Linked DNA regions of Mus musculus: region 1 is linked to region 2. The links are chromatin loops, found by intact Hi-C in ENCODE. Cell type or tissue: left cerebral cortex. All regions are shown on one strand. Links, peaks and the distances in the headings refer to the core of each region. The heading gives the core; the rest is flanking DNA.

Region 1 (11,379 bases), core at 1,207-9,206, 90 kb before region 2:
AGATCTAAGTTCTCAATGGTAGGAGAGCCCAAGAATAATGTATGTGTTTTAAAGTCCATAAGAAGCTAGGCACACCTTTAGTCTCAGCAATTTCTGAATTTAAGGCCAGCAAAGCTTCATGGAGAGACCCTGTCTTTAAAATTAATCTAAATAAGCAAATAAATAAAAATCTGTAAGAGGTTAATATGTCCAGGCCACAGAGCTAGAAAGGGGCAAAGTTGAGCTCTGAACCCAAATGTGCCTTGCTACAAGCTCATATCTTTAGATGGCTTCTTAGTTCCTGGTGCTGGTGCCAGGCCGCACTTTGTACACGCTAGGTATGCACTGCAAAGAGTCACAGCCAAGTCCCACACTGCCTTCTGTGGTACCCTACACTGTGCAGGTACCCCACACGGTATCCCCTAAGATGAAACAGTCATGACTTACTCATGGACTGTCTTCCCCTGGTGGCGGTGGCTGCCTGGCTGTAAGGATAGGTGAGGCCTGCCCTCACAGCACCTCTCTGTTCTTTCTCCCTGTGGTCGTCAGTCCTCTCGGGGTGGTTTCCTTGTCACAGGCACCACCTTGTCAGCTCACCCTCGGGACCTTGACTCTACTCCCTCAATTAGTTTTGGTCCCATGGGAGAGGGAAGAGTGTCTGTCAGACTAGGGGAGAACTCATGATGGAATGTATGTGGAGCATGTATTGAGTCATGGGCTCCACCCCAGCACTGGCAGGGGACTGGATCAGGAGTGGGCTTCCTCTGAAGCCACCTACTATGTATCCTGCATATCAGATATTCACACCACGATTCCTAACGGTAACAAAATTACGGTTATAAAGTGGCAAGGAAATAGTTTTGTGCTTGGGGCAGGGGAGTGCGGGCGAGGCCAGCACAGCACGAGGAACTGTGTTAGAGAGCCACAACTTTAGGAAGGTTGAGAACCACTCTGCTGAAGTCTGCAAGTTGGTCATCAGAAGGTTCAGAGCACTTGGGGGGCTGAGGCAGGAGGATCAAAGCCAACCTCAATGGTCATATGAAATATCGGTCTAGGTTTTTGACTGTCTCAAAAACCTAGACCGATATTTCATATGACCAATGAGACTTTGAGACAGAAGACAAAGCGTCCACAAAACAACTGGCTTGCAGGCTGGCCGCCATGAGTGATTTTGTGTACCCCGTGCCCTGCACAGAGGTTGCCTGACCACAGGCGGGACTGGAGTAAGGCCTGAAATCTAGCCTCACGTTCCACCCACAAGCATTTTTGTCCTGATGAGAGGCTATGTCTGCCACAGGAAAAGCACTGCTTTTTCTAGTTTGCCCACCCAGAAAGGGGGCTCCTTTCGCTAACTCAATGAAGATACCATATTCTGAGCAGCAGCAGGGAAGGACTGCAAAGTAACAAAATAATATATGAACCCACCACATAGCACAAGCCACAGAAGTCAACCTGATTAAACCATAAGAACATATTTATTAAATTTCCAGGGGGAAAAATTGAACAACTGAGCCCCTGCAAAGGCAGAAGCCATGGCAGGTCTAAATATCTCTCCTCATTAGAAACAGTCCCACAAAAGCCAACGTGCCAGTGTTTTCCACCTCAGGTCAACATCCCACCGTCTTGGAGGATGACTCTTGCGCCGGTGGGGGGGGGGGCGGGGGGGGCGGGGGGGCGGGGGGGGGGCAATACCACAGCACACAGCGAAGACCAGGGAGCCTGGTGCGTGCAGTGAACGAGAGACACCGCCTGAAGCAAGGCAGAAGTGAAGCTTACACCCAACGTTGTTCTCTCCTTCACATATGTGATGTGGTATGTAGACAGACAGATACACACACACAGATGCATGAATGCACACATGAGTTCATGCACGGGCACACACATACACGAACACACATGTGTGCTCCCACACACACAATACTGCAAAGAAATGCTGGGTTGTTTGTTTGTTTGTTTGTTTCAGTCCATCACTAATCACCTTCCAGCCTCCCCACAGTGCTTTAGAGGTGAGTGACTACTCTTGTCTTCAGTGACAGTCCTCTCAAGAAAAGAATATGGATCCGAGTCTCTGAGTACTAACAACACTGTTACACAAGAGTGGCAAATGTCTCCTGTAGGTGCATCTGGAGGGAGGGATAAGATGGCTGAACACCCAGGAATCTCCTTTGTGAATCGTCACATCAGGCTGGCCCCTGAGGACTCCGTGGGAAAACCGTCTATGACCTGTTGGCCTTCCTGGAGACATAAATCTGAAACAAGTCACAGACTACTGTAGCCAGCACTTGGAGCACTGCACAGCTCACAGTCAGAACCGCTAGTCGGGGGACCACCCTGATACCCATGGGGATCTCTTTCAGAGGGCTTGTCCTAGAATTCTCATGCTATTCAATCCTGGCCTTCGCCTCCTCCAGGGAGTCCTCTCTGACTACCTCCTGCTGATCTCTCTCCCTTCTAGGAACTACAAATCTCATTTAATTATATCTATTCTCCTCTCCCTCTCCCTCTCCCTCTCCCTCTCCCTCTCCCTCTCCTTCTCCTTCTCCTTCTCCCGCTTTTTTTTTCCTTCCTCCTTCTTCTTTTTTCTTCATTTTGTTTTGTTTTTTGAGACAAGGTTTTACTATGGATGGCCTGGAACTCCTTACATAGATCTGGCTGGTCTTGAACTTACAGAGATCCTGCCTGCTTCTGCTTCCAGGGTGCTGGGACTAGCTAATTATACCTCATTATATCTAATTCTAGTTTTTATTATTCTCCCTAAATCATATTGAAACCACAGTGAGGGAAAAACTATCTCTAGGTTGTTGTTGGTTTTTTTTTTCAATTACATTTACTTATTTATTCCGTGTGTGTGTGTGTGTGTGTGTGTGTGTGTGTGTGTGTGTGTATGTGTTTATGGTGTGTAAAGAGAGAACAACTTTCAGGAGCTAGCTCTTTCCTTCTTGTGCATCCGAGGGATCAAACCCTGATCACCAGGTTTGGCAGCAGCCGCCTTTACCCACTGAGTCATCTCCCAGCCCAACCTGGTGCCTATCAACACTTACCGTGGCAGACTTTTACAAGTCTAGAGAAGAGAGAAGAGGGCCTGAGAGCAGAGTTAGGTTCCCAGCACCAACACTGGGCAGCTTGTAACTGTCTCTAACTCTGGCTCCTAGTTGCTCTACTTCCTCAACTGAAGGATATGGTGCACACAGTGCTCTATGAAGTGGGGGGAGTGGGGGGGGGGCAGGCACACCTCCATCCTGGGTGGCTTCTTAGAGAACAGCTCATTTCTAGGCATCTCTTTAGCTTGCCTTTCTCTTTTATCTACTTTAGAAATGGAGTGAAGCCTGGAAGTGGTAGCACCCAGCACACACTTTTAATCTCAGCACTCTAGAAGCAGAGGTAGATGGATCTCTGAGCCAGCCTCATCTATAGAATGAGTTCTGGGCCAGTCATGTGTGTCTGAAAAAGCCACTGAGAAACTTCATCTGGGAAAACGATAACAATAACAACAGGAATGAGATGATGGGGTAAAATAAAACAGGGTGGTCGCATAATTAACCAAAAGCACACCCAACAGGGTAGTTGTTCTGCCTCCTTGTGTGTGTCAACTTGACACAAGCTAGCATCATCAGAGGAGAGAGAAGAATGCCTCCATGAGATCCAGCTGTAGAACATTTTCTTAATTAGTAACTAATCAGGGAGGGCCCACCCCATTGTGGGTGGTGCCATCCCTAGGCTGGTGGTCTTGGATTCTATAAGAAAGCAGACAAAGCAAGCCATGTTGAGCAAGCCAGTAAGCAGCATCCTTCCATGGCCTCTGCCTCCTGGTTTCTAGGCATGCCTATGAGGAATTATCTTAACTAGGTTAGCTGAGGTGGGAAGACCTATCCTAAAAGTGGGTGACACTATTCACTCTGCTTGGATCTTGGATAGCCTAAAAAGGGGAAAGTTAAAGTGGATTAGTGGTGGCACACGCCTTTAATCCCAGCACTCAGGAGACTGAGGCAGGAGGATCTCTGTGAGTTCGAGGCCAGCGTGGTCTAAAGAGTGAGTTCCAGGACAGTCAAAGCTACACAGAGGAACCCTGTCTCAAAAAAAGAAAAAAAAAAAAAAAAAAGAAAGACAGAAAGAAAGAAAGGAGGGGGGAAAGCTGTCTAACATGAGCTTCCAGGGTGTGAGTGCCGAGTAATCGCCTCATACTCCTGCCTCCAGGAGCTTCCCACAATAAACTGGATCTTGGAACAAACCCTTTCCTCCTCAAGTTGCTTCTGTCAGGGTGTTTTATCAGCAATAGAAAAAGTCACTCAGCCAGCATCCAAGAATGTGTTCCTTAACTTAGGGATGGAGGTCCTGGGTGGTAAATGAATGAACGGGCATTCCTTTAAATAAATGAATAAATCAATAAGACAAGTAAGGTTGTTTGTGGAGAATGGCACAGACAGAGTGCCATTGAAGTTCTGCACCCTGAGGGCCAAACAAAACAGGAAGCTGAGGCTAAGATCCCTCGTGGAGGGCCAGGCTCGGGAAAGGTTGCTTACCAAGCGTGAGCAAAGTCCTGGGTTTGATTCCCAGTACCACACACAGAGACAACAGCAACAGCAAGGACAACCACACTTGGAAGTGTCACTAGCCAGCCACCTTTGAACAATGATCCTGACTGTGGGGGTGAGGGAGCAGGGTACAGGCAGGATTTTTCTGCAGATGGTGAAAAATTAGCATCCATCACTGCAGGATGGGGGTGAGGAGTAGCGGGCGGGGTCACTGAAGGGAGGGGCTGCGTGGGCTTTGATTAGTTCTTTTTTTGCACCTCTTAAATATATCGCAATACTTACAGAATACTTTAAGAGTCTCAAGCCAGATCCTGCCGCCCGAGTTGGAGGATGGCTCAGTGGGCATGAGGCTCTGGGAACAAGCACGGGGACTTGAGTTGGAATCCCTAGCGCTCACCCCATGTGCTTGTAGCCCCAGTGTTGGAAGGCAGAGGCAGGAAGATCCCCAGAGCACACTTGCTGGCTGTCCAGCCTGAACCAAATGGCAAGCTTTCATCAGTGAAAGACCCCCATCTCAGAGGAATAAGACAGAGTGATATAGAAAGACACTTTATGTCCTCCTCTGGATTTCATATGTGTGTGTACACTTGCACACACATGTGTACATATATACAACGCACACACAGTCCTTGGAGCTCAGGCAGTGAAATTCCACGTCACAGCAGTTAGAACAGCAGAACTCAAAACCTTTGACAATGCCAAGTGCTGACACAGATGCAGAGTAACTAGAATGTAGACACACTTCCCCTATGCTATGAGACACACAGAGTGTAGGTGCTTGAGAAACAAAGCCAGCCTGCTTTCTCTCTCTCTCTCTCTCTCTCTCTCTCTCTCTCTCTCTCTTTGGTTTTTCAAGACAGGGTTTCTCTGTATAGCCCTGGCTGTCCTGGACCTCACTCTGTAGACCAGACTGGCCTCAAACTCAGAAATCTGCTCACTGCCTCTGCCTCCCAAGTGCTGGGATTAAAGGCATGCACCACCATGCCTGGCTACCAGCCTGCTTTCTTACAACGGAATGCCTTCCCCAGCAACTCCACATCTAGATATTTACCCAAAGGACACAGGTAAAAATATGTATACAAAATGATCACATATGTAACACAAAATGATCACAGCAGCTCTTCTTACAGCAGCCACAACTTAGGTGCCTAGTCTGCAGATAAACTGTTTAATAAAGGAAACTAACTCTGCATATACACTGTATGGATTCCAGTAAGAAATCTGAGATAAAGCAGCACACATTGCAGGACTCCATGGGTCTTCAATCCAAAGCCACATGAAACTTAGAGGATATGTCACCAACAGCAGAGCCTGGAAGGTTGGGGCTGGTAGGAGGATTCAGGGAACATTCTGGACCGAGGATTGTTCTGTCAGTGTGCTGTGGATGGCACAGGGCATAGATGTGGCAAAAGGCACACTGAGGAGCTGTGCCATAAAGGGCCATCGAGAAGGGTCATCAGCCTTCTGTTGCTGCGGAGCCTGAGGAGCTGGGGTTAGTCTCCCAGGATCCACATGGTAGAAAGCAAAAACTGACTCCCACAAGTGGTCCTCTGACCTCCATCCACATGTGCACTGTGGTAAAAACACAGAGGACATGCGTGTGTCACACACACACACACACACACACACACTAATAAATTTCAATACTTTTCAAGCAACTTTAATTTATACATTTTGTTTCACTATTCCACGGTAGGTTTTTAAAAACTGTATCTGTGATGCTTAAAGGACACTCCACACCGACTAAGTCAGGGACTCCTCTGGGTGACGCTCAGGAATCTATCTGCCTGTTCAGAGCCCTAAGGTCCAGGTCCCCAGGGGTGACACCCACTCGCCCCTCCCCCACTTTGGCCCGTGACACTTCCAACAGGGCAGGCTTGGCGTCCCCCCTCCCTCCAAGCTCCCAACCCCTCTGCCTAGTCGCCCTTAGCAACCAAGAAAGGACTTGCAAATCCTCAAAGTGCAGCCGCCTGGGGAGGGGCGGCGCGGTGTCAACGAGACAAGGACACGTCCAAAACGCTGGGTAATTGCCGGGCTGCTAATGCTCAGCCCTTTGTGCGTCCGCGCGGAGCCAGCGGCCGCGCTCCCAAGCCCCGGCTTTTCAGGGCGGGCGCGCAGGGGGCCTGACGACCGCGCTCCCGCGCTCCGAGGCGCATAATTAATCGGCCTTCACAGGGTCGGGGACAAAGGCGCTCATTCACCCGCCGCTCCTCCCTCCCCGGGATATTGTTATTGCGGAAAAACTGCAGCCAGCTGGGCCGCAGGGCAACGTCAGCGCCATGGGAGAACGGACCGACCGCACCTAGGAGACCCAGTTCTCTCTCCTCCAGAGCCCCCCAGAGGGATCGGGGCAGCCAGGAGCCAGGGTGGGCAGGACGCAGGGTCTCTTTTGCGGGCTACAGGGTGCTGAAAGCGTCGAGGTTTCTGTCGGGCCCCGATACGTTCGAGCTGTGGAAATGGGAACGGCACGTGCCTACACTGGCTCCTAGGAGAACTTAAATGGACTTGCTTGCCCAGGCTAGAGCCCTACCCGGCAGGCCCTCCACAACACCAAGAAGAACGGGTCTGTAGTTAAAGTCAAGGACCCCGAGGAGTGTTGGGGAAACTTGCCTAGGCCCACTGTGACCTTACCAAATCTATAAGATGGCTCCGTGGATAAAGGTGCTTGCTTTTAAACCTGGAGACCTCCACTCGATCCCTGTGACCCTTATTAACCATGGAAGCAGAGACCTCCACGTATGTGCACCACCCCTCAAGCATGTTCCCTACCCCACGGTAACGATAAACAACGTTATTTTTAAAGTGAAGCGGTAGGCTGGACATCTATCTGCATTTTCCTGTTCTTCAAGCCCTCTGGAAGCTCTCTGAAAGCCGCCGCAAAAGTGGCTCAGCGCTCCGCCCCAGTTCATGGGTGAGAAGACAATCTTCAGAAGTGACAGGCCACGGTCACAGAGCAGGGCTGCTTGGACCCTGGGCATGCTGGTTGTGCGCAAAGCGGAGCAGAAGAAAGAAAAAGCTGCTAGAGATTGAGACACTGGCCTTCCTCAAGCCTAAACCCTCCCTGACTTCAAAGCCCTGGACCAAGGCTCGTATTAAAACCCTGACCTCTCCTTGTACTGCAAAAGACTTTGGCATGTTCTGTTCATGGGACCTATGGGGGTTCCCCTACCAGCTCCATCTGAGGTGTCTTTGAGAGACCAGGCCCAAAGCCTTCATGGCTGTGTCAAGGCCACTGCCCACCAAACCTGAGTCATGGCTGATCATGGCAACACTCTCTCACCATTCAGAGGCCCTGGCCTGAGGGCTCCATTCCTCTTCAAAGTCCAGTGTTCCCCCAGGCCCAGCAGAAGCCCAGGTTCCAGGTTGGCAAGGCTGGGCTTCACCTTTCCCTCTAAACCCAAGGCATTAGGCACCAGGCCATTCCTCCTCCTCAGTGCAGCAACAGTTGTGACGAGCCGCCATGGCTTTCTGAAACCTCAGGGTTCTGAACAGCTCCCAGAACAAGCAGGGGCTTTCCAAAACCCTGCCTGCCCAGCCCAGCCCAGCCCAGCCCAACCCAGCCCATCTCCTTGAGACGTTCTGTCCCTCTCAGCCATGCTCTGGAAAATGTTTCCTTTGCCTAAGACTTCCAGTCTTGAGCAGGACCATAGGACAGCAAGCCAGACCGCCATAGAGCCTCGGTCCTCCTGGCAAGATGAAGATGGGAAAGCTCCCTTGTTAGCTAAGGAGCCCATTCTGACCTCCAAGGCACAGAGGGGGCCCAACCAAGCTAACTCTGTAGCCAACATACCGTGCTAGACACTGGAAAGCCAATACCCTATGACAGTCATATCTGTGGATTGGGGAAAATGCACAGAAAATTCCAGAACAAAGCGGAGAGAAACAAGATAAAACAGAGTCCAGCCAAGGCCCAGCCGGGCCTCTGAGAGCACAGACCAGCTGTCCAGCAGAAAGCAAACCCAAGCAGGGCTCCTGAGGTCAACACAGTTCTGACAAGGCTTGGGGCTCAGGCATCCCCCAGTGGTCAGGACACCAGCACAGCATCATAAGCCTAGCTGACTCCCGCAAAGTCGGCTGTATTTACAAGCTAGAATAGCCCACCAGATACGGGATACGGCTTCACCGAAAGGAAAGCAGACTATATTAAAGAGCATCCTTGAGAATCTCGCCTGAAGTAATTGAAGCAAAAAGGTAAAGATGTCTAACTTTTCCTCAGATGTTTTCAGAAGCATAAATCATGGGCGAATCTGGGGAAAGCGGCACGTCAGTGATCCCTTGGGCTAGCCTTGGAGGCTGCTGAAGCATCCCGGACACACATGTAAACCGCAGGGCCAGCATCCCCACATTCAGTCACTGTACCCACCTCCTGTTGCCTGCAGCCCCATCCCCTACCACGTTCCCTCCCAGAAGCACTTGCCTTCAAAGGCAGGTATCTTCCATCAAAGCACTTTGTGAACCCCAAACTGGTTTGACAATCCTTAAGGGAATTACTAGCCTCTGAATCTCAGATCAGCTAACATTATGGTTTGTGAACACTGAATGCTCCCTAAACCTGGAGTCCAGTCATTTGCCCATGGATTCCAGTGCTGATGGGGTGGGGGCTGGGGTGGGGGAGAAGGACAGAGAAATGATCAGTGCGTAGACTGAATTGAGAAAAACAGGAGAAAACAAACAAACAAACAAACACCAGATGTGGTGGTGATAACCCCAGGACTTGGGATGTGAAGGCGGAAGGATCAAAAATTAAGGGTAAGCCTTAGCTCCATAGCAAGTGAGAGGGCCAGCCTGAGCTACAAGAGAACTTTACTCAAAAAAGTAAAAGAAAACAACAAACAAAAAGGGGAAGCTAGCGGAGACCACGTAGATTTTACAGCCTACACATCAATATTACATGTCGACACTACATGTCAGTATCCCATGTCAATACTACATGTCAGAACTACATGTCAATACACGTCAGCACTACACATCAGTACTACATGAGTATCACACACTCAGGCCAGAGCTAATGGGGTTCTTCTTTAGCCAAGGCTAGTTAGTGAACACACTCAGGCCCACGTACAGAGGCCCACAGTCTGAATCTTGCCTTGTGTGCTTCAATGGGTCCGTTACTCTCAAGCACACACTTCTTAGCCCTGAATATTTCAAGTTGATTACTAGTATTTCCTCAACGAGATGAGTAAGATAGGGGGCTTGCTTGCTTGCTAAGCCTTCACCGAGCTGTGCTCACAGCCTGGGAGAAACACTGACCCACCAGTGAACCCTAAGTAGCCTCTAACCCCATGAGGAAAGGAACTGCATTGTCTCCCTCTGGCACTTAGCAGAGTCGCTGACGCACAGCTGGCACGGAGTCCTGAGTTGGGTTGAGGTGAACAGCTGTCCTCCCTCACCAGGGCACACTGAGCGGGCTGTTTGACCTTGGATGGTCCATGGCAGAGTGAGCGAGCACCCAGAAGCCCTTCTTTGCGCCCATCCTCAGAGCAGGCTTCTTGCTACGGCTTGGAGAAAGGTCCCAGGCTGGTTTGTGTCTGGTATTACATGTCTCATGTTGGGATGGGGTCCTCTCCTGGTCCTGGGCATGGGAACTCTCCTGGAAGAGCAGCTCCACTCAAGCGCATGACGTTTCTGGTGGGGGCAAGGCCTTCTATAAGAGTGGTCTTGGTTAAAATCATCGTTGCTCCATCCCTACCCAGCACTCCCAGTCTCCAGTGCTAGAGCAGCGAATGTCAGCCATCAATGAACCACCCCAGTTTGGGTATTTTATTAAGGTGACCGGAGAGGACTAAGGAGCAGAGGAGTCTGGCCACACTTTGGAGGAGACACCCAAAGCGTCTCCCTTCTTAGCCTCTGTGCTATCCGTCTGTCCCCTAAGAGTCAGTCACCACCTGGGCCTCGAGGGCAGTGGGGCATGTGTCCAGCACAGTCAACCTCTGCTTCCAGCATAAAAAGGCATTCCGGTGAGAGCTCCTTCCCCCTTCCTTTTCTTCCTCCCCGCTCTTCACTCTGCCCCTCCTCTTGCTCCAAGAGCGTCCCAAGTGACATGTGGACCCAGATCAAGCCTTTGTCCTCGGGCCCCTGCTGAAGCCTTTCTGGATGGCTGCCTGCCTTCCTCCTCAGCTCCTCCAGCCAGCCGCCTACCTCACCCTCCTCACCCCCACCCCTGCCATTCCTGTTTGTGAACAGCTTTCTAAATACAGCCAAACTTCCCCTTTCTGTCCATAGGGCCCACAGAGTAGCTGCGGCAGGACAGTGCCTCCGCAAAGGTTCTTTTCACGAAGTCTGGCTGAGACCCACACCCTCTGGCTCTCGCCACAGTTTCCCCCACGCAGGCTCTGGAAGAAACCGTGCCCTCCAAAAGCAGTCCCAACCCTCTGCCCATCTCGTCTAGAGAAGGACAGAATCTACAGACCAAGGATCCAGGATGCCTGGGTTGGAGAGGAAAGAAGACCAACAGTTGAGCTGGCTTCGGCCTGCCCCTGCCCCTGCCCCTGCCCCCGCCCCCGCCCCTGCCCCTGCCCCTCCTGCCCCTGCCCCTGCCCCTGCCCCTGCCCCTGCCCCTGCCCCTGCCTCCTTGTCCCTGCCCCTGCTGCAGTGCTGTGAAGCCCTAGGTTAGCTGTTCCTTCTAAAACTCTCTTGTTTCCGGAATGAAGGGCTAGCTTAGTAGATTTTCCTGGCCCCTTCTCTTTCTTGTCCATCTCTCCCCAAGGTACTCTCATCCAGTGCCTGGAGAAACTGTTTGGCCAGGGACATGTCAGTACCAGAGGGTAGTCACCATTCCAGACTCCTGCGCCATACCTAGTGTTCTTTCTGTGGCACTCTCCCCTCGGGAAGGCAGTTCTCTCCATCTTGGCCACAGAGTAGGGTCACC
Region 2 (11,379 bases), core at 1,244-9,243:
CAGCCTATGTGTCTCTCTCGAAGTGGACCCTCTGCCCATGGTGTTAGTGGTATTGATAGTGGCTTGGGGGAGGGCAGCAGCTTCCCAGTTACCCTGAATCTTCAGTGCTGGGGATGTGACTTGGTGGTAAGCACTGGCCCGACACTGACCAGGCCCTGGGGTTCAGCACCAGCACAGCACAGCACAGCAGCCAACAAGAGAGTAAAGTATTCTGAGCTGCTTATGGGGCCTGCTATGGCTGCTGGAATTTATGGTCCAGGCCCATTCCTCTTCTGGATAAAATAGGCCCTGAGCCCAGTAGAGGAGACACAGGCTGGCCACAGCTGGCCCAGCCTCCTGCGGAGGGTCACTGAGAATTCTGTGTTTCATCAAATATTGCTGGGCTACAGAGTTTTATTTGAAAATAATTTTAATTAGCCGGAAACTAGGAGTTTTAATAAATGGAAAACAGAGAACTTTCCAAGGCCGCAGCTGGGAAACACTTGCTTTTTAAAATAAAATTCCGCCTGGCTTCCCAGGTCAGCGAAGCACCCTGACTGAAGGGAGGACCCTTGTGCCAGACAGGTCCACAGAGAAAACAAAGCTTATTTTTAGAGAAATATTTTAAACTTGGTTTCAACGATCTCAGGAGTTTCCTTCCCCATCCGTCCTGGGTCCTTACATCTTTTCTCTATTTTGGGGGGCGACCTCTCTGGGTGAAGACTATCTGGCAGAGCTATTTCTGCCCAGATGGAAATAAAAGGCCCCTCCCTCAGCCCCCCAGAGAATGAATTGTTGCTAAAAATGTCCCTGAAGACAGCAAGGGCCCATGAAGCTTAGCCTTGGCAGGTGTGCCCAGCAATGAAGGTGGCTCTGGGGTCCCTGCAGGCTTGGAGACTGCGGTCACCTCCCACCCAGCAGGAAGCGGATGGCAGCCTGGCAGTTATTTCCGGGTTTTGAAAGCAGTTTTTAACTTGAAAGAGGCTTGATAAGGAGGCTGCTTTTCCTTTGTGGGTGTTGGTCCCCCCTCCCCCTGCTCCTCACTGGTGAAGACACACCCCCACACCACTGCTAACCCAACGTGAACATTCCTCCTCAGCCACTGAAGGCCCGCATGCCTGCTCCTACAGCTGCGGACACATACAGACACGCCCAAACCCACATTCACTCACACCACAGGGCACACCCACTAGAGCAACACACACACACACATGCACTCACATTCACACACCTGCACACACCCAGCCCCCACATCACACCAATACCCTACCAGAAACACCCACAGACACTCCTCCCTCCCACCCCCACCCCCAGACTCTGAAACCCTACATACACAGCACAAACCCAAATCACACTCAGATTTGTCACACACAGATCCACACACCCCTCCACAGGCAGTCTGGACATCACAAGACACACCCACACTCATCCTCGCCGGGAGACCCTTACACTCTGCATATTCATAACCCCCTACAGGATTTCCAGAAACATCCCCGCCAACCCTTCCTGCATCCATTACACACATCGTAGACACAGATCCCTGAACACTGTGCACAGCTCAACACCCATAAACACCTGGACAACCATAGGGACACCCAGAACTTATAGATACAAATCCACTTGCCACATGGCACCCACACACACCTTCCTTCAGAGATGCCCTGCCAAGCACACCCACAAACATTCTTGCACTTTCTGGCTCTTCTGGCTGTCTTCCTGCTGTGCCTCAACTTCCTCTTTTCTTCTCTTTCCTCCTCCTTTGGCTTGCTAGCAGCTCAGATCACGAGCTGCCGGCCCTGGGTGTCTGATGCTCATTGCAGCCTCCGTGGTGATAGTAAACAGCGGAATGAGATTGGAGCTGGGCATGCGCGGCACACCTGTAGTCCCGGCTCAGCTGGAGGCTGAGGCAGGAGGATCTGCTGTTACAAAGACTCAACAAGCAGGCAAAGGAACAATGGGTAGGAGCTTGCCTGGCCTCAGTCCAACAGCTGGTCAGCCTGAAAGGGCTGCAGAGACCCAACTTCCGGTTTTAAAGAAACCACTGGGGGCGAGTCATTTCCGCCTTCGTTTGTCACCGCGAACTAAGCTGGAGGACAGCGGTGGCATCTGCAGGTGGCTTTCCTCCCTAGGTTTAGTGTTCTCCAGCAGGCTCTCCACCCCAGGGTTTTCCTGAGACTCTTAGGAGCAGACCTGGCAGTTCCAAGAGCCTGCCCAGCATGTCTTTCCTGCATCAAGGCCCTTCCAGGCTCGCTCAATCCTCCATCTCCTCCCAGTTTCTCAATTGTGCCTGCTGCTTTTCCCATGGATAGCAGGAGATTCAGACAGAAGGCGCAGAAGACCTGCACTTGTATGTGGCACCCTTCCGGAATGATTTCTACGGTGGTGTATACCCACCCCAGTCTCCCAGCAGGCAGTGTGGGGGCTTCTTGGATTCACTCCGGTCTGGACCCACAACGGCTCAGGATGAGTCCCATCTAGATTAAGCCTCCGGCCTCCCTGCTTTTAGCTCCACTCTGTAGCCTGTGGTGGCTAGTCCTCCAAGTTTTACTTCTAGGTCCCAGATTTACAAAGACACTGTCCTAAGGGTATTCAAGTAAACACGGTTGATTCTGGGCACTGCCGAGGCACAGTGATCCAACGTCCCCACTGATGTGTGGGTGAGAAAACCTGTGAATGAATGACCACCTACCTTTCCAAGCTCCCCACAATGCGAGCCAAAACACAGAACTCCAGAGCCCCAGCTCTGGGCTTTCAGAGCAGTTTTAAAAAATGAATGTGGCTTACCCCAAAGAGAAGTCCAACATTCCAGCTGATCAAAAGTACTTGTTTAGAAAAATAATTTGAGAATGAAGTGGAAACAAGGTCTTTGAAATGAAAGCCGGGCCTAAATAGCTCCACTGTGGGGCCATTTCCTCCGCGGGCTGCATTCTTTATGGCCTGGAGGCCACGGAGCTGCAGGGGCTTCACCCAGCCCCAGGCCTTCTTGGCCTCCGGCTCCCTCCAACCCCCCAAGGCCAAACATCTGGGACAACTTCGAAAGCAAGCACCCCACCCCCACCCCCGCAAAAAAAAAAAAAAAAAAAAAAAAAAAAAAAAGTCTGCTCCAGTGAGCACCAGCTCCATCTTCCTTAACTGGAAACAGCTGCCCAGCTTGGAGCATCCCTCAGACAGGGCCCCCAGTCCACCCCCCAGCTGTGAGTCACAGGAGACCCTGGCCAAGGCAGGGGCAACCAACCAGAGCCGGGCAAGGATTGGTTGATAGAACCCAAACTCTTGCCTACTTTGGAAAAGGTGTCTGAACTGTGTATGGGGGTGGGGTAGGAAAACCTAACTCTTCTGAGTTTAAAAGATTGTTTTAAAACGAGCAGGGTAAAAACAACAAAAAAACCCCAAAAGCACAAACGATTTTACTTCCTAAGCTTTGGAGGCAGGCAAACTGAGGGCGGCTTGCCTGCCTTCGGTAGAAGCCCGGATGAAGTTGCTTTCTGGCCTCTTCCTTTTGCATAAATAGCCTGAATGTGCTTATTCCCAGAGGAAGTTGTCTGTGTAAACAAACATCACCCAGATAGAAGTTTAACCGGCTTCATCTTCCTCCCTCCCTCTCTGAAGGACATGCCCCCAGCCTCCCAAAGTCCAAGCAAAACCCGAGCCCAGCTACCAACGCCTGGCCCAGACCTCCCTGTCCAGGCTACAAGCCCAGGTCAGGCATACTGGGGAAAAATCGGACCTTCAGCAGCCAGAGCATCCACGTGATCACTGGGTGACTCACAGGCCGGCCACACCCCTCGCGGTCTCCCGCCAGGCCCTGCCATCAACCAGTCAGCCAACACAGGGATGCATCTTATTACCAAAGGGAACAGCTAACAAATGCCCTTGACAGCCAAATAATTACTTTCAGTTGAAAACAAACACAGGTACAAGTGGATGCAGGCTCTATCCAGAACTGCCAGCTCCCCACCTCCTGAACACACCCCTTCCCAGACTTGCCCCGGCCAGGAGACCTAGTTTAAAAACAAACAACCCCCCCCCCCAACCATTACTCAAAGAGTTTTTTTCCAAAAAATTTTATTGGGGGAAACTACAAAACATTTACAGTACAATGTTTACAGTCACAATTTGTAGTGAACTGATTCCCCAAAATATATTACAACTCAAGTTGACTTAATCTTGTTACATTCAAAAACCTACTTCTGTCAAAGTAGTCCAGAGTGCACACGCGGTGCTCCAACTGTACCTACATACAAACTAAACAACTGCTCATTTATCTGCCATCCAGGAAAGCCGGAGACATTCCTGCCTCTTTACATTGAAAAATAATAGTACAAGTTTTTGGACTGTCATTGAACAAGGCATATTCATGTACCACCAACATTTCAGCGCTAAGATGTGGCCTCTTCACTTCATAGCTATAGTAAAAAAAAAGTGGTAAAAAATCTTTTCTTTTTGTGCAGGTGAACCCGTCCGACATTCAAATTCTCAAGCACGAATGAAATACTTATCTGGTTGAGAAAGATTTAAGGCAAGTTCGGGCCCTATGAAGGCACTGAGACCATTTCCCCCATTATTGCTACATGTCTCTATAATCAATGTCACAGTAGAGCTGGTGGTTTATAAAGCTGGATGTAGAGAAGCAAGCCACACGTGAGCCTGACTGCAGTCTCACCTTTCTCTCTTTAAAGTTGGATGGGCTACAACCATTATACATTCTAAGAAAACCTCAAAATGTTCCTCAAACCACTTCCACAGCATCAAGATTGCATGGTTTCTTCATGCGATCTTTCGAAATTTACGTAAACAAGGAAAGAAATTAATGAAATAAATATTACATACAATCTCTTAAATTAAGATTTTTCTTACTCATTTACAATAAAATAACCAAGTGAAGTTACAAAAGGCATATATTACTGTGAAAAGAACACACTCCACATTTTGCCGATTAATAATGGCAATTATAATTTAACATAATAAAAGAATATATATCTATTGCTTTCATCATACTCGATAAATACAGTATGGACAACATCCTCAATGTATACTTTTCACAAGATAATAAATAAGTTAAATAGTTTTTCATATTGAGTTGTGGTGCAGTGGTGCGGATCAACTCAGAACAACTAAAAATGAAGCACTTATTTCCCAACAACTATGAACTGAGCTCTGCCCATAGCTTCCAGAGAGCAGAGGAAATGGTTCTAAGCTAAACACCCACACTACGTGGTGGCAATGAGCCCGTTATCAAACTTTGGAATGCAAGGGCTTCCCCACCCCCAGACATACAGAACTTTGTCTAAAAAACAAAAACAAGGTAAACAACCACCACAAAGGAGGCTGAGAGCGAGCGACTCGAATCAAGGCATGTTCCTGGCATTATTTTGAGTTCTAGAAGCTTATAGTTTAGGGAGGTGGCAGCCGGCTGGCTCACACTGGTCTTGGAACCCCTTCCAAGAGTTCTCACATCTGGACTGTTTCTAAGGCTTTCGAGTGAAAGAAGAGATGGAATGGTGGTTGGTAGCTGCTGGTGCTGGGCTGATTTTTTTCTTCTAAAACTAGAGTTTCAAACTCATCTGAGACCTAAGTGTTTGGTATCTTTTGTTCTTTCCGCATCACAACCGCCCTGTTGTGAATATTTTGTTCATCCATACGAAAAAGTTCGTTGGCTTTTATCAACAAGAACGAATCTTTACAATAATAATAATAATAAAAATAATAATAAAAAACAAAAAAAACGAGAGAACCGAAAGGGTAGGGGCGGGGCCCCTTCCGGCAGAGTTCGAGTCCAAGTGCTCGGAGGGGCCTCCAAGTCTGCCGCAGTGTCGCCCTCCCCAACCGGTGGCCCCCGCTGTGCCTTTCCCAACCCCTCGCGGGCGCCCCCTTGCCTCAGTCGTCGGAGATGGAGAGGCGGCTGAAGATGGGTAGGCGACGGCCAGGGTCCAGGCTGGGGGACTCGGAGCCGCTGAGGCTGCCGGAGCTCAGCGAGCCGCTCAGGTAGCTGTCGCGGTCCGAGAGCGAGTCCGGGGGGCTGGGGGGCGCGTCGAACACGGGCGACTCGGACAGACGGCGCGGCAGCTGGAAGCCGAAGGGCGGGGAGGGCGGCGCGGGGGCCGCGGGGGGCTGTGCCGGGGGTGGCGCGGGACCGGTCAGGCCCTGCTGCTGGTTGCGGTAGTAGGCGGCGGCGGCCGCGGCGGCGAAGTTGTGGGTCTGGATGGCGAGCGGCGTGATGAGGCTGCTCAGCTCCGGGCCGAAAGCGAAGGCGTTGTTAGCGCCGGAGGACGAGCAGGAGGCGCACGGCGCTCCGGGGCTCAGCAGGTCCTCCGCGCCCCCGGGGCCGTAGAGCAGCGCGGCCGCCGCCGCCGTGGCGCAGCACGTCGGGGCGCCCGAGGGCGTGGAGGCCGCCGAGGCGGAAGAGCAGGAAGAAGCCGAGGAGGAACAGGACGAGGCCGAGGAGGAGGGCGGCGGCGGCGTGCGCGATGTGGGGCTGTCGAGCAGCAGCGGCGACTCCAGGCCCCCCGGCGGCTGGTGGTGGCCCGACGGGAAGCCGGAGAAACTGAGGCTGTGATGCAGCTTGGGCCGCGGCTCGCGGGCGAAGCCTAGGTGTAGCGCGTCGCGTGCGCCAAACGCTCGCAGGTCCCCGGAGGCGCCGCCGCCCCCCGACGGCGCGGGCCGCCGCTCGTCCGCGTTGTGGATGAAGTGGCAGCGCGGGCCGTAGGGGCAGAAGCCGATGGTGTGGAAGGTGCGGCACAGCTCTGTCTTGTACTTGGGGTGCCGGGTGAGGCTGCGCAGCTCGTGGAAGCCGTGCGCGAACTGGCACTTCTCGCCGTACTTGCACGTGCCGCTCTCCTCGAAGGGCCGGCACAGCTCCGTCTTGTAGCGCGTGGAGTTGATCTGGGAGCCGCTGCCCCCCTTCTGCTGCTGCTGCAGGTGCAGGAGGTGCTGGCTGCGCTCCCCGTTCTCGCTGAACGAGCGGTCCCGAAATTTGCTCTCCTTGGTGACCAGCGCCGTGCCGCTGCCCCCCGAAGGCTCCTTGAGCTGGCCGTAGGAGGCCAGACCGCCTCCGCCTGCGGGGCCACAGCTGCTGCCGCCGCCGTTAGGGGCGCCCGGGAACTTCGGCGAGCAGCTGCCCGGACTGGGCACAGGGTGGGCAAGCGCGTGGAGGTTGCTGGCGGAGTGGCGTCGCAGGAAGCCCGGAGTGAAGCTCGAGCTGGGGGCAGCAGCCACGGGCGTCCCTACCGCCTTCTTGTCCAGCATGTTGTTCAGATTGAGGTTTGCCAGGGATTTCTCCGTCTGCCAAAGGGAGGGGAGCGGGAGCGGGATGAAAATCGGATGGGGAAGAGAGTCGGGGCTAACTGCAGAGTGAACGCCCTAGTCCCAACTGCCCACTTGTTGGGGTTTCTGGTGGGATCCGATTCAGCCTCCACCGCTACACTCGCAAAACGCAGGCCGGAGAGAGTGGAGGACGCCCACCCCGGCCGCTCCGGGTCTAGCCATGTGATCCTGGGCCCGTGGCCACGGGGTGGGCGGCGCAAACGCTGTCCGGGAAGTCCCGGCAGCGTGGCCGCGGTCGGTTCGGGAGGAGCACGGCTGCTCCAGCCGCTACTCGCTCTCTCCACGCCCACAGTCGCAAGCACACAGTCCTGCTAACTCCAGGACTTCCCTCCACCCGCAAAGTCAACTTGGAAGGGTCCCTCCCGCCTCGGCCCGGCCCGGCGGCAAGTCTCGGAACTCCAAAGGGTTCCAGGCCGTCCGCCATCCTTTCCGGCTGCCTGCTTACCTTGCACAAGAAGTCGATATCGTAGAAGGGTGACAGAAGTGTGGTCGACATTTTTCTGGGTCCTGTAATGGTCGAAATTGCAAGCGTGGAGGTTGGGAGGTGCCCTCGGTACGGCGAGACTCGAACCAAGATGAATAACGGGCGAGGGCCAAGGAGGGACGGAAAGTTGTGCTTGTGCGGCCGAGGAAGCGGCGGCGGGAGGCCGTGGCGCGGAGTGGGGGGCAGAGGAGAAGCGAGAGCGCAGCTCGGCGCCCCGGCCCGCCCCCCGCCCGAGCCGTCGGCAGCTCGCGGACTGGTGGAACTCGGAGACCTGAGAGCGTGCGCCCTTTATACAGCCCCGGAGCGGCGCGGCGGCGGGGCAAAGCGCACCGGGGGAGGGGACTGAACGCTGACCGGCCGGGGTCTCCAGGCAACGCCGCCCGCCAGCCCGCGGACGTCAGGCTCCTTCTCGGCTTCTCATTGGTCGCCGCCAATTTTTCCCCTTCGGGGGAGGGGAGGAGAGGGGAGGGGAGGGGCGGGCAGCCTGGGCGTCCCGAGCGGCGTGGGGCGTGCGGCCCCCTTGGGTCCTGCTGGGTGGCGGCGGCGGGAATACCTCGCTCTCCTCCGCCTCTACGAGTATAACGTTGGAAAGCACGTACACGTTCTATCTGCCCAGGACGGGGCTACCCGGGACGTGCCTTTCCTCGCCCGATCCGGCTGGGCCGACTGGCGCAGCTTTTATCTCCCATCCTAGTTTTTGCTCCGCGCGCGGGAACAGCAAAACAGCAATGGTGCGCTTGGCCAAGTTGCTTGGGACTAGGAACGGGGGTCGCGGCCTGTCCCGTAGGTGGCAGCTCCGGCCCGGCTGCACGTGGAGACGCAGTAGGGGTGGGGGCGGGAGCGGCCAGCCTGGAGGAGCATTGGCGCGTTTCTCCGCCCCTCTCCCCGCCCAGGCTCAGTAAACAGGACTTGAGCGCTGCGGCCTGTGGGGCAGAGCCGAGTGTCTGAGGACAAGGCGCTGGCTTTGCTAATCACATCACAAGACCTTGAGCCTGGGCCAAAGGCGCCGAGTGGCGCGGGGTGTCCGGGGCGGGAAAGCCTATTCCAGGGGACTAGAGGGAAGTCGGAGGAGCAGTGTGGACATAGAGGAAGTCACTTCCTTCACCTTTGTGCCTGCTGGTTGGCCTGGCCTCCTCTCGGGGATGTGGGTGCAGCTCCTAGCCAAGGCTTCCCGCCTGTACAGCCTTGGCCTGTCGAATCCTGCAACCTTCCTCCTTCTGCTGTGGGAGGCGCGGCATTGAATCTAAGCTTTGTGTGAGCTGCCGGAGGCGAGGCGGTGATTGCTGAACCACCACCCAGGTTGGGGGAAAGAGGTCCTCATTCGGTTGCCTTTAGTGCAACTCCTACCAGCTTTCCATGGAAAAAGCAGTCCCAGAAGGCCCCTGGCTCTTTTTGAGAGGGGTCTCACACACACACACCTCCACACACCTAGCGACCCCCACCCCCACCCCGTGAGGCCCATCTGGTCAGGTCCAGAACCCTTTATCCCTACACTTCATACTGGCTGCCAAAAGCTGGAGTTGGGCCCATGAATTCACCCAGCTGGCAGTCCGGGTTGCCCTGGGTGGAAGGCCCAGTAGTTGCCAGAGAAGGCTGCTTGACCAACTACATCCTTCCCATGTTGCTCTTCCTGTCTGGTTGACCCAGTCCAGTGTGCACTTGGGCTGTATCAGTTAACCTTGAAGCTAAGGAGGTAGATCTGTCACTCAAAGGCTCCTGAGTCCAGGTGCATTTGGCCACACTGCAGTGCATGCTGCCCCTGTAGGTAGAGCCAATGGCTGCCAGAAGACTGTAGTGTCTTGGACGTAGTGCTGAGTGGGTTGGGTACGGTGGTTCATGCCTATAGTCCTAGCACTAATCACAAACTGTGGTGAGTTTTAGGCTAGCCTTGCACAGCTTAGTGTGAGAGTGAGACCATACCCCTATAAAGGAACAAAGCCCTCACCATCTTATATATTAAAGCAAACTGGCTTTTGGCTGTGGTCTGAGCAAGGGGCCACCCAGATCTTAGGACCCTCAAGTGTAGTGACTTAGGGAAGATGGCTGCTTCACTCTTCCCACCCACGTTGCTCTTGCCCCTATTACTGCTGGGTTCTGTGGCTGAAAGGACCCCAAATGTAAGCATGAGGCTGTGACTAAGGTTTTCCTGGTTTCTCTCAGGAAAGCATGCAGCAGTCGTTCCCCTAGCTACTGCTAGCAGGATTGCAGATACAAGCCCACCTGTGGAGCCATCCATCCCTCCTGTCCTCCCAGATTGGCCACAGCCAGCCAAGATCCAAGTCTGGGGTAAGTCCCAGCTAATGGCAGACTTGGTAGGATGGACTTGGAGATAACATAAGCCTGCTCTGAAACATGCTTTGGGACAGCATGCCTGCCAATGTGAGATGGTTTTATTGTCATGTAACTGCTTTTATTTCATTTTAGATGGAAGGGGAGAGGGAAGGTTGGGTCCTGTTCAGAATTAATCTCCCAAGGTTGTCACCACCAGCCCCTCTCACCAACTAGATCTTAAAGTAGTGTAATGCTGGGTATAGTGGTGTATGCCTGGAATCCTGGCACTCAGGAGGCAAAGGCAGGAGGATTAACACAAGTTTGAGGCCAGCCTAGTGTAAATAGCAAGCCTGACTCAGAAAACTAAAAGCAAAGCCCAAAACAAACTAAACAATGTTAGGTTTTCAATTTTTCATCAGCAGTGGGTTGCACTGCCTAACTAGGTAATTACTACAGGGCCACACAGACCCCAGGGTGCTGAGTGTTTCTAAGACCACCCAGGGGATTTCTGTTCCTCTTCATGGCCAGGAAGGACACAGCTCCTGACTTCCCTCTCCCTGCGTACAGGTCTCTACTCCAGCACAGCCGTGTTTCTGTGGTGCAGGATGGTTTTCTTCTGAGACCAATTACATGTGAAATGTCAGCGTCTCTGCAGGAGGAGCTAGCATATAGAATGCCTCTCTCCCTTTTCCTCATGATTCTAAGTGACTACTCACTGAGAAGTATCTGAACATAGCTATAGGCCCTACAAGTTCCTTCTATGGCTGGCATGGTCTTTGTGGATAACTGGGAATGTGGATCACACTACAGCAACACATCCACGCCGTGAATTGAAGGCAAGCGTCTGCGGGTGTCACGTACTCTGGAAGCACACGTAGCATGGTAAGCTGGGCCACATGATGCGGCTCAGTGGATAAACGTGCGTGCTCTGCAAGCCTGAGCCTGAGTCGATCTCTGAAGCCCATGCAGAGGCGGGAGGAGAGAGCTGGCTCTATAAAGTTGTCCCTCAACTTCCTCAGACATCCATGCTGGGGCATGGGTGCCCTCCTATCATGTACAGGTGCTGATAATAGTTTTAAAAAGTTTTAAAAGAGTAGGCTAAAAGCGCTAGACCAGCAGCATAATGTGTGCAAGAGCGCCACCTGCTGGTGTTCGAGGATGCCAGCTGGGCTGGGCCTGAAGTGACAAACCCTTCCGGTTTCTATATGGAATCACCTAAAGTGGGTAAATGTGTTTCTTGGCACTCTGCTGTCTCCACCAATCACAGGACGGTGTACAGTGGTGGCACCGAATGAATTAAGCATTTGCTCAGGCTTCCCTTT

The links. Hi-C counts contacts between places; a loop is a spot of excess contacts. Peaks named below come from ENCODE experiments on the same cell type or tissue, not always from the same donor. Only the 100,000 strongest peaks of a DNase experiment are listed, where the experiment ranks them.
Region 1: it touches region 2 in a loop (2.5-fold over the local background); 3 of 42 quality-filtered maps call a loop at or near these places.

What each region holds. Positions count from the first base shown.
Region 1 is chr17:84,090,082-84,101,460 of GRCm38, forward strand. No RefSeq gene overlaps it. Among named protein-coding and RNA genes, the nearest start is that of Gm35551, 12 kb to the left of the region's middle. In left cerebral cortex, for the core only: no CTCF peak of the experiment used is centred there; DNase peaks (open chromatin) are centred at 5,266 and 6,619; H3K4me3 peaks cover 698 bases; H3K27ac peaks cover 2,482 bases.
Region 2 is chr17:84,179,897-84,191,275 of GRCm38, forward strand. It overlaps Zfp36l2 (zinc finger protein 36, C3H type-like 2), which reads right to left and starts at 8,051. Exons shown (of 2, transcript NM_001001806.2): 1 at 7,748-8,051; 2 at 4,028-7,260. The coding sequence starts at 7,798. The coding sequence ends at 5,857. Gm41640 (predicted gene, 41640) reads right to left here and starts at 3,035. Exons shown (of 6, transcript NR_166901.1): 1 at 1,624-3,035. Thada (thyroid adenoma associated) reads right to left here. Exons shown (of 38, transcript NM_183021.3): 38 at 10,160-11,379. It also overlaps a transcript of Gm36279 not described here. RefSeq lists an enhancer at 2,552-3,904. In left cerebral cortex, for the core only: CTCF peaks have their summits at 5,857 and 7,039; DNase peaks (open chromatin) are centred at 1,711, 1,978, 2,866, 3,733 and 6 more places; H3K4me3 peaks cover 4,571 bases; H3K27ac peaks cover 6,641 bases.